Linked DNA regions of Mus musculus: region 2 is linked to region 1. Evidence: chromatin loops called from intact Hi-C (ENCODE). Cell type or tissue: left cerebral cortex. All regions are shown on one strand. Links, peaks and the distances in the headings refer to the core of each region. The heading gives the core; the rest is flanking DNA.

Region 1 (5,538 bases), core at 339-5,338:
ATAATGTAATAGAACAAGGTGGCCATGTTCCAGCTCCAGTAAGCAGCAGAACTTGACAGCTTCAGCCATGTGGCTCTTTAAAGAGCAAAATGGACTACTGGGATTATTGATGGTGATTAGCTGAGGCTAAGAAATTAGCAGTGATTAAGAAGAGACCAACATCACTGAGGTGAAATCTTCTGGGAAGTGCTTTCTAAGATCACAAAGAAGCCATGTTCCAGAGATAGTCAAGGTTGTACCTCATGCTGCAACTGGAATTGGTAATGTGTAATAATCACCCAAGTGGTACTGATTTTGTAGACATGAAGAGGTCACGAAGAGCAGCTGAGGTTTGACACTGTGAGAAGGCATAGAAGGCCATTAGTGAAGGTGCAGCCTCAGTTGCAGTTGACATCCCAGAACTGAAGGGGTCATGCAAAGAAAGAAGGTGAGGCTTCGCACCATGAAGAGAGCCTATGAGAAGCTATTGGCGAAGCCTAGTAGCAGCAGAGGACTCCAGCAAATTGGAGATGTCACCACCAAGAACAGCAGCAGCAATGGAGTAGAGTCAACCAGAGCCTAGAATGCTACAGAGGGCAGAGCTGGAGAAGTGACCCACACCCTTTGGAGGAGCTCAGATCACATGTGAATGCCAGACATTGGAACAACACGCTGTAAAGTTGAAGTTGCCTTAGATACCTCAAGATGTTCAAGATGTCAGAGCCATGGGATACCTGCCAAGGAGAGCTGCTAACAGGGAGTGGAACCAGCCCAAGAGAATGAAGCTTGTTGCTGCTGAATGCCAGATGTGCCAACAGCAGTCAACAGGGATGAAAGGGGTTGGAGATCTGAAGAGTGCTTTGAGACTGGATGTGGAGACGGTGAGTTTGGAGTTTGCCCAGCTGGTTTTTTGTTTTGCTTTGGTGCAGTGTTTCTTCAATATGAATGGTGAGTTGAAGGTGTGTGATCTGCTTTTTGATTTTGATTTCTTAAGCGGTTATAGTTAAGAGATTGCATGAATTTCAGGAGAGACTTTGGACTTTTAACATTGTTGAGATTGCTATAGAGTATGGGACTTTGGAAGTCAGACTAAATGAATTTTGCATTATACTATGGCTAAACATGGCTCCCATAAACTCATGTGTTTGAACAAGCCTATGGGGTCCAAGGAGTGTAATGTGGTGGTTTGAATATGCTTGGCCCAGGGAGTGGGGCTATTAGGAGGTGTGGCCTTTGCAATGTTCCAACATGCAAAGAAACAGTGAGTCACCAGGTGAGTTAGTTCCTTTCCCAGGAGACCAACTGGTGAGAGTTAGGGTCTGGGGTTGAGCTGAGCCCGTTCCTGCCACTCAGCAGCACCAGCACACTCCTGCTGGTATTGATAAAGTCTTAAGAGGCTGGAGTGCTTGATGCAGATTGGTGTGTGATCAGAAGGAGAACGGTGCCGGGGGACATGGGCATCGTGTTATTCAGCCTTCGCCCTAGCTTTGTGCAAGGCTAACCCATGGTCCCTGCAAACCCATGGCAAACCCATGTGTCCCGGAGGGTGAGATAGATGCTCAGAGACCATGATAGGTTTCCAGGCTCCCAGTGCGAGAAACACTGCTGACAAAGGTTGAAGGGGGGTGGAACCCAAGTAGAACAAAGCCCAACTTCTACTCCGCTCCGCAAACCGCAGCGCAGACCACGCATGAAGCCCTCTAGAGCCAAACAAATACAGGGAACAGAATGGAAGGGACTGATTCCCAGAATCCTCCCAAAGTCAAAGCAACACACTGACAACAATAAAGGAAAAAATTAAGATGGTGGCACAGTAGTCCCGCGCGTGGCCACAGGAGGTATGAGGGCACTGATTCTCAGGGTAAGCAAGGTGGAGCCTCTAGGGGCGCCAGAATGGTCTCCTTGGTGGCACAGACTTATGGTCTCTGAAAAGTCCCCCCTTTGCGGTACAGATCCTGCAGAATTCTTGACTTCACTTCATGAATGTGGGGCGGTGGAATGCTACAGATTGAGAGCCAAAGTGGCTTTCTTGAGCCGCTTAACAGTCTCTTATCACAGTTTCTGCACCCGACGTAAGCGCTTCGAGTCTGTCAGGCAAAACTTTCAGAGCAGACCGTGCTGGTGAACTTGGTACCTCTCCAGCTTCTCCCGGCCCTCAAGCTAAGGCTGCCCCTGGAGATCTACCTGGTAAATAAAAGCACGGACTTCTGAATCTTTTGTCCTTGTTCAACGAATCTAAAAGTTTGCATAGTCTCCCCCAGAGTGGGACATATTGTTCGGGGCAACTCAGATCTGTGTTCCATATTATGGCAACTCACATTTGGCTCAGAAACAACTCTCTATTGTCCCCTTTGGAGGAAGAGCTGTGTTTTGCAGCAGCAGTAGCTCTCAGGGTGTAGCACTCACTTTGGTTCTTGTGCCTCTGCTCCAGGAAAGGCAGTGTCCTTAAATGATGCAGGTGCCTGGTTCTTCTTTCAAATGTCCTTTGCATGATATTTGCTGTGGACTGTGGGGGTTGGGGGGAGGGAGAGGTGCTGTGCATAGCTGTGTGCTCTGAAGGATGCTTGTCAGTGCACAGGCCTTGCAAGCATAGCCCCCGAGTCTTCTGGGAGACCTTGGCACAGGCTTGAAAATACAGGTGGTTGGGTCTGGTTGGAGGGTCAGTAGTCTGTAGTCTCAAAAGCATACTTGGCAATTCTCCTCCACGCTCAAGGGGACTCCAAGCTGTACTTTAAGGACACGGCAATCAGAGACAGATCATGATAGATCTGAGCTGTTCCCCAGTTTCTCGGAGAGCCAAGGCCTCTGGCCCATGAATGCAGGAGGTGTGAGGGACACATCTTTCAGTCTAAGCTCTCTGGGGTTTCCATGTGGCTTCAGGATTATTGAGGGCAGTAGTTGTGGCTGCACCAGGCAGGAAGGGACAGTCCTGGAGGGACAATGCCTGGGCTTAAGAGGAACCATCTGAACAGGAACATACACGCTCTTGAGTCTGTTGACTGCAAAATGGAACATTCTAGAAAACTTGGACAGCCCTCATTTTGTTTCATAGAGATACTACCAAATAGTTGTTTTAAATTCTCAAAAGTCACAGAAGATTTGCTGGGAGGTATAAGAGAAAGTCCCTTTCCAAAGCCCGGTAGTGTTGACATTTGAATGGAGGAGCTGGGCACCTATGTCATTTATGGCTTTGCCTCCCCTGCAGCAGGGACACAAGAACCAAAGCAAGCTCCAGTTTTCAGGGATATTAACGAGAGTGATGGGCGTGTGTGTGTGTGTGTGTGTGTGTGTGTGTGTGTGTGTGTGTGCACGCATGTGTGTGCATGCAGGGCTGGGGAGAGGAGGAGGTGTTCACAGCTAAAAGTTCCCCAGAAAAGCTGGTTAAATAAATCTAACCCCTTTTCTTTACCAGAGAGAGAGAGTTTGAAATGCTTTACTGTGTGGATTCATGCTTGGAATGTTGACCCTAGTAACAGTGTCCTCAAATGACCTGTGAGGAGTAGCCAAGGACTCAGGAGAAGCACTAAGCGAGCATACCTCACAAATTAGTCATTTTTTGTTCTTATTCTCCATGAGGTGACATGTAGACAGCATCATCTAACCAGTGGAGTTGACATGGCAACCCTCAGTCTGGACTTTCAGTGGAGGACACTCTGTGTGGACATTGGGCTTTAGTGTTGCTATAACAGTGGATAACTCATCGGATGCCTAGTGCCAGATGTCATTTGTAAGAAGGGTCACCAGTGTATCTTGTGTGCCTTCTCTCTTCACTGGCCCTGGACTGAGGCCTGATGATGTCACCCACTGCTGGCCACCATCTCACCAGAAAGTTTCATTTACCACCACCTCGGCTTCCAGCCTAAGGGTAAATTTCATCCCCATAGAAACCACCTTGGAAACTGCTACTGCGGCCTGCTTCACAGCATGCAGCACGAGAGAGCATCCCAAATGTCTGCGAAGAAACCAGGTTAGTTTGAGCGGGATGTGGGTTCAGGAGGTTGAGACTTTTCATGCTGGAGTATAGGTGCTCACACTCTACCTAGATGGCCTCAGGCTGTGCACCCTCCCAGAAGTCCTGACTGCCACCCGAGGCCCCCATGCAGGAGGCCTCAGCACTATCCTGGCTCTTGCCTCGGCTTACACTCACCGTTTTTTTCAATTGGCACGTTGCAGCGAGGACAAGGCTTGGTGGTCTTCTTGATGGTTTCCTTGGAGGCCTCCTCCCAGCGAGCTTGCTCAGCGGCTCTTTTGTCCACCCTGTAGGCCTGGGTTGGAAGAGACAGAAGAAACTTAGGCTTAAGACTTCATTATCCGGATTGAAGTCTGTGTTCCTTAAAGAGAAGTGAAGACACTTCTCAGAAATGAACGTGCCTTTGGGCAAGCTCAAATATTAACTTGTTTGACAAGTGCCGGACAGCCACTGGGCATGTGTGGGCACCATGGTTTTGGCACATGGCATATGCTTATGGCTCAGAAAAGATTGCTCAATTTTATAGGCATGGAGCTCTCTGCTCTGAGAATTTTATGTGATTGTAATAAATAATATGTAGCAAGTGCTTAATCTGTAGGCAAGTGATAAACACTTCCACGTGCCTCTTGAGAGTGAAGTGAACACATTGGCTGTCATCTCGGAGGCACTGACGGAGGCTGGACACTGTTATGTAAGCGGGGGAGCCTGGGATTCTACAGTCTTCACTTCTCAACTCCCCCTTGCATTTTCTTCTGCTTCTTTCTTGACCCTGCTAAGTGGGTGCTATCCTAGAAGGCAGGGGAGAGAAAGCAAGGGCTTCCAGGAGTTGGTGACAGCAGAAATTAGGACCTTGGGCTTTGCAAGATGCTGCCTGGGTTCAAATCCACTCAGATGTAAGACATTGGTCAGGACTCCTCATTCTCTCTGAGTTCTCTCAGATGGAAATATAAAACACGGGGTGCTGCGTGCTGGGGGGCCATGTCACATGCTCCTTACAATGAGCACATGGCATGTGTCATTGGCTGATAACTTCAGGTCCTTCAGGGTCTATAATATCAGAAGCCTCGATGCCTTTGCTATCACATTCATGTTATCAAGGACCAGATAGATCATCCTTGACTCTTAGCTGCCTGCAATGGGGTGACTGCCTTCCCCATGCCCCAAAATGCGTATGTTGAACACCCAATCCTGTTGAAAACCGACTAGGCCATCCTCAGCTGGAGAAGGGACTCCAGAGGAGCAGATCGGATGGGTGCTTCATTCCGCACCTGCCGAGTCGGTCAGATGCCCGTTCACTTTCCGCTTACTTCAAGAACTGGCTGGCCCTCGTAGAGACAGAGCTGGTCGTTTTTGTTTTTAGTATGAAAGTGTTGTGATCTGGAACTGTATCTCAAAATGTTACTCCAAATAGAGTCACTCCACCTTGACCTCTATGGCATTTATTTATTTATCTTTTTCTTTAATACAAACACGTGAGTCATTTTATTAACCTGAATAATGGTTAAAGAGAAATATTTCCAGGGCTACTCGGTAGCATTGGTGCTAACTAAATGCAACAATCTTACAGACCTGAAGGCTGCCAGCCCCAT
Region 2 (5,538 bases), core at 261-5,260, 66 kb before region 1:
CCGCTTCCACGTAGCCAAGAGGCTAGGGTTCCAAGCTATGATTGGGCTTTAATAACCTGAAAGTAACCTGAGGCCTTTTAAATTCTTACCACAGATAATCTCAGTAATACAGGACTCTATATTGGTACCAATAAGGAAGGAATTCTGGTACTGGGCATGCACATTAGAAGAGGGTCCATTATCAGGCTTGCTTCAGAGGTACTGAATATAAGCAGCACCCAAAACCACTAATGGGCCTGCCTTCTAAGCAATGAATTATTTGTATCAAGTTTTGTCCACCTCTGCTTATTACTGGGTAGGTGATAATTTCCTCTCGTGTCTTAGTTTTCTTCTGAAGGTTTGTTTTTTCCTCCCTACGTTGCACCAGAAGGATATCATACCTCTAACTTGGGAGTCTTAATTGTTTTTCTCAAAAGGAACCTTACCCACCCACCCCCGATATACAGAGACACACATGCACACATCCACACTACGTTTCCCTCCTCTTGAGATAACTTTTTCCCCCCAGTAGGAGATGCTGAGTGATAACTTCAGATGAGCAGATCCGTGCCAGGTTTGGAAAGACTAGAGGGTAAACACTGGGTAATCCAGGTGAGAGCACCACAGAACAATACCCTAGAGACCCAGCTGGGTAGTTAGCATTTCTTATGCTAACTGAACTTTGATTTGTGGCTAAATGAAGTTCAGAATAGAGCCAAGACTCGTTTTATACATGTTTAGACTTGTGGGTGAGCCTGAACAGCTGATAACATATTTACCAGTGTGAATTATCAGGTACTTTGCAACACTTTATTTCAATGCAGTATCCTCCTATAAAGAGTTAAATCCCCCTGCCCCTCTTAGTTTGTTCAATATCATGTCTTAAGAAATTAGTTAAGTTTCTAAAAGCTGCCCTTAATACTGGAAAGCTTCAAAAACATAAAAGAACTCCCTTTAAAAATCCCGACATATGATGGAGAACCCAGAAGCTTAAATTTAAGTAAATAAAGCGGTGATTACAAATGCCTGTTTCCTTGACAACTCCCCTCCCCCAGCCCTCCTGCGATAGGGAAAAACCAAAATGAAAACGAGAGGAGGGGGTATCTACAGAGTCACGTTGCGTTCCAGCGAGGCCCAGCCAGGCCAAGCCCAGGAAGGAAATACAAATAAATCAATTTAGATTGGGACTGTATTTTTGTGGAGTATATTTTTGTGGTTGTCATAGAAACACCAGAGACAGAAGAACGTGTTGCACGAAAAGAGAGCCCGTATATGTAACAGGAGCCATCGCTACACCTTCACGGTAGCCAAGAAAATGCTTCCACCCTGGGAGGGCTGCTCGCAGAGCCCCCAGAAAGCTCCTCACAATCTGGCACAAAGCAGTGGTCGCGGAGCCCCGGTGCTCCTCCCTCTGCCCCCACCCCCACCCCCGCATCATTCGCTCCAACCCCACCAGCATCCCGCTCCGAGCCTATCCCTTCCAAAGTACTAGGAAACCAGCCGAGCAGAGGGACCCCTGCCAGAGAAGGGCATCCGATCATCACACGCCACACCCCAGGAGAAGGTGCCTGGTAATCGTACCAACACCACCTACCTCGCTCCGGGCAGTTCTTTGCATTGGTGCTCACAAGCCAGAACTGCGAGGCAGGAGCCTGAGGTTCAGAAACTGCCTCTACTTTAGAGAAGCTGTAAGTCAGCCAACACTGGAAAGAAAAAGCGAGACTCCACCCAAAGGGGTGGACCCTTCGGGAAGGGAAAAAAAGGTGGTCCTCGGCTGACGTCTCTCCCCACCCATGTCACTTCCTTTTAAAGCTACGACTTAGCAGCTACTGGGAGGGAAGCTCGGACCCCGTGTAACATGAGTCACCCTCTCCTTCCAATGAGTGTAAAGAAGTGTCCAGCTCGGCCTCCTGTTGGAGCCAGATGGGGATTGGGATCGAGTAGTCACCCGCGTGGATAACAAAGCCATCCCAGTGGCCTGCCGCCACTCGCCCAGCTCAAGAGCCCTGTTGCATCCCCGTGCAAACAGCCTGAGAAACCTCGGCCTCCTGCCCTGGAAATTGCCCCCCCCCCCACGCCCCAAGTCCCCTGTGCCATTTCGTTTGGGGGTGGGGGTGGGGGGAAAACAGGATGAAAGCTGAAGCCCGCGCACTCTAGTGCCTTGCTCACCTCTCCTGGCCACCACTCCGCCAGCCCGGAAGCCCCTTCCAAGATCACGCCCAGCGTTCCCGAGACTAGGACCAACAGACCTAGGATGCCCGGAGCTCCTGTGGATGGATGCTCTCCTTCCAAAGCTGGGTGCCAGCGGGTGCCAGGACTGCCTACTCATGCTAGTGCGCACAAGCAGGCAACACACACATGCACATGACATTTACACTCTTGTTAAGTTAGCAAGGGTCTGAGCAGATTAACCGAACAGAGTCCTGAAACTTTAAGGGGGCGGGGGGGGGGCGGTGTTGGAAGTGCGCAAAGGCCAGGTCTGTGACATTCCTGGAAAGGTGAATTCAATCTCTGGGTGCCTAAAGTGCCCTTCAAATACGGGCTGTTCAAGACACTGTCGCAGATGTTTACATATTTACAGAAAGAATGCCCCGTGGTCGCTCTACTTTCTAGCGCGAGCAGTACTGAGAAGTTCCTCCTCCAGGCTGCAGAAGCACGGCAAATAGCTTGCCCTGCAGACAGGAGCCAAGAAGAAGGTACTCAAGAAGCAGGAAAAGGGTTTGGACTTTGACATCCTGAAGATCATCTAGAATGTGAGAGGAGCAAAGCCAAATGGAGTGAGGGTGGAGGGCATAAGGAAGAATCCAAACCGAAAGCCCATTTGTGGGGTGTAAAAATTAACTTGAACGGCTAGCAAGGGCTATAAAAGTTGTTAGTAAAGAGTTTCCTATAAGTACTGGAGAGATGAGGTGGCTCCGGGTTTAAGAGTGCTTACCGCTCTTGAATAAGTCAGGGTTCAGTTTCAGGCACCTGGCAGCTCACAATTGCCTTTAACTCTACGGAATCCATCACTCTCTGATGTTGGCCAGGGGCACCTGCATGAATGTGGTGCACATAAACTCACATAAGTACACACGCGCGCACGCATATACACACACACACACACACACACACACACACACACACATAACATAAATTACTCCGAATTTTTGTTCTTGGAATCCAATGTAATATTTAAGTTCTTGTTCTTGTTAACTCTAGCTTCTAGAACATTCAATCCCCTCTGGCCACATAGAGAAATGGTCTCAGCACCCCCTCTCCCCAGTAAAATTCTCTCTTATAACTTTTCAAGTTATATTTTGTGACTTTTTTTAAACATTGACCATACCATTTTATTTATTTTTTTTAAGATTTATTTATTTATTATATGTGAGTACACTGTAGCTGTCTTCCACACTCCAGAAGAGGGCATCAGATTTCATTAGAGATGGTTGTGAGCCACCATGTGGTTGCTGGGATTTGAACTCAGGACCTTTGGAAGAGTAGCCAGTGCTCTTAACCGCTGAGCCATCTCACCAGCCCATATTTTGTGATTTTATTGTTGACGGGAATCAATGAGTTTTCCAAAAATACTTTCCAGATAGTTAATTTTTTTTTCATAGTGGCATTTTGGGTGGAAATTTAATTTTAGAATTTGAGACTTGTTGCTGGATGTTGTGGAACATGCCTGGAGTCTCAGCGCTCAGAAGGCAGAGACAGGTGGATGGATCTCTGAGTTTCAGACCAGCCTGATCTACAGAGCTAGTTCCAGGACAGCCAGGATTGTACAGAAAAACCATCTCAAAAAACAAACAAACTAGTTCCAGGACAGCCAGGATTATACAGAAAAACCATCTCAAAAAACAAACAAACAAACAAACAAACAAACAAACAAACAATAACAATAATATCTGAGTCTTCCATAAATTTACATTACACTGATTATAGTTACAGTGAGTGATTTTGGTAAAAACAGCAGGAAATTAAAAATTTGACAATTGCAGCTCTTGCCCCAAGCTCAATATTTAATGTTTTTATTTCATTATTACGATTCAATTCTGATCCTTACTATTGCTAAGGCCTTGTCTGTTAGCCAATATTGCTAAGAGCTCATGATCTTAGAAACCTATCTGAGGGATGGGAAGGTATTGGTGGGTTGAATTCTAGGCGTTTTATTTAAGAGTCGCAATTAGACTCTGCCTCCTGTGTCTATATTCACAGAGGGTTATAAACATTTCTGTCATAATCTAACAGTTCAGCTCAGCAAATATCTCTTGGGAATCCAAGCCACAAAAACAAATGGGGTAGCACTCAATCTCAGAAGGGAAAGAGACGTGTAAACAATCGTGATACTGCATGGACACAAGGTCTCCAGTGGATAGGGGCTCCACCTTGGTCAAAGAACAGGCAAAGGGAAGAGGGCGGAGTGGTCAGCAGAGTCTCTTCCTTCATTTCAGACTCTAAGGGGGATGGGGCGCTATTTCCATCATGACAGCAAGAATTATTGCAAAGAAGACAATTCAGGCTGACAATCCCTAACCTAAAAATCCTAAAGTTTCCAAAATCCAGAACAACTAGAGCTTTTGTGTGACACCTCCCTCTTGTACGCGGTCACTATCAAAGTGCAGACATGCTAATTATTCAATGGTGTATAACATTAACTTTCAGTTCCTTTATAATGTATATATAAAATAATTTTTTTTTAAGTTTTATGCTCAGGACCTGGAGAGATGCCTCATCAGTCAAGAACACTGATTGCTCTTCCAGAGTCGATTCTCAGCACCCAAAATGGCTTAGTGTCAGGACTTTAGTTCATTATCATAGTGGTGAGAAGTACCGTGGCTTGTAGTTGAAAACTGTCCACCAGTTGCAAGGGATCTAAAGCCCTCCTCTAGCCTCTGAGGGCACCCAGTACATACATGCATGTGGGCAAAACACCCCCCACACACTACACCCCCCCCACAGCCCCCCACACATGTTATGTAAAAGAAGTAAGTCCTTCCTTCTTAAGTAGCTTTTGTCTGGGTATTTTAAAAAAAGATTTTGTGTGTGTGTGTGTGTGTGTGTGTGTGTGTGTGTATGTATGTATGAGTGTATGTGTGCATCTGTGTCTCTGTGTGCATGGATCTATGTGAGTATGCCTGTGTGTGCACACATGTGTGAATGCATGTGTGGATGTATCTGTGTGTGGATGTATCAGTGTGAGTGTGTTTGTGCACATATCTGTATATGTGTATGAGTGTGTATGAATATATCTCTGTGTGTACATATGTGTGTGTGTGTGTACATGCATGTATCTGTGTAAGCATATGCACACAACAGCATAAGTTCCCCTGGAGCAGGAACTGGGTGGTTTGAGTTGTCTGGCATGCATGGCTGCTGGAATTGAGCTCAGGTCCTCGGCAGGAGTAGTGAGTGCTTCTGTCTTAGTCAGTGTTCTATTGCTATGAAGAGACCATGACCAAGGGAGAGCATTTAATTGGGGCTGGCTTACAGGTTCAGAGGTTTAGTCCATTGTCACCATGGTGAGATGCAGGCTGGCTTGCAGGAGAGGTGCTGGAGTAGTAGCTGAGAACTACA

The links. Hi-C counts contacts between places; a loop is a spot of excess contacts. Peaks named below come from ENCODE experiments on the same cell type or tissue, not always from the same donor. Only the 100,000 strongest peaks of a DNase experiment are listed, where the experiment ranks them.
Region 2: it touches region 1 in a loop (2.7-fold over the local background); 9 of 42 quality-filtered maps call a loop at or near these places.

The regions. Positions count from the first base shown.
Region 1 is chr17:12,049,332-12,054,869 of GRCm38, reverse strand. It overlaps Prkn (parkin RBR E3 ubiquitin protein ligase), which reads right to left. Exons shown (of 12, transcript NM_016694.4): 11 at 4,127-4,244. Among named protein-coding and RNA genes, the nearest start is that of Gm46604, 21 kb to the right of the region's middle. In left cerebral cortex, for the core only: no CTCF peak of the experiment used is centred there; no DNase peak of the experiment used is centred there.
Region 2 is chr17:12,115,451-12,120,988 of GRCm38, reverse strand. Agpat4 (1-acylglycerol-3-phosphate O-acyltransferase 4 (lysophosphatidic acid acyltransferase, delta)) reads right to left here and starts at 1,705. Exons shown (of 9, transcript NM_026644.2): 1 at 1,574-1,705. In left cerebral cortex, for the core only: CTCF peaks have their summits at 519 and 3,361 (motif pointing right); DNase peaks (open chromatin) are centred at 1,152, 1,748, 2,211, 2,672 and 1 more place; H3K4me3 peaks cover 2,497 bases; H3K27ac peaks cover 1,900 bases.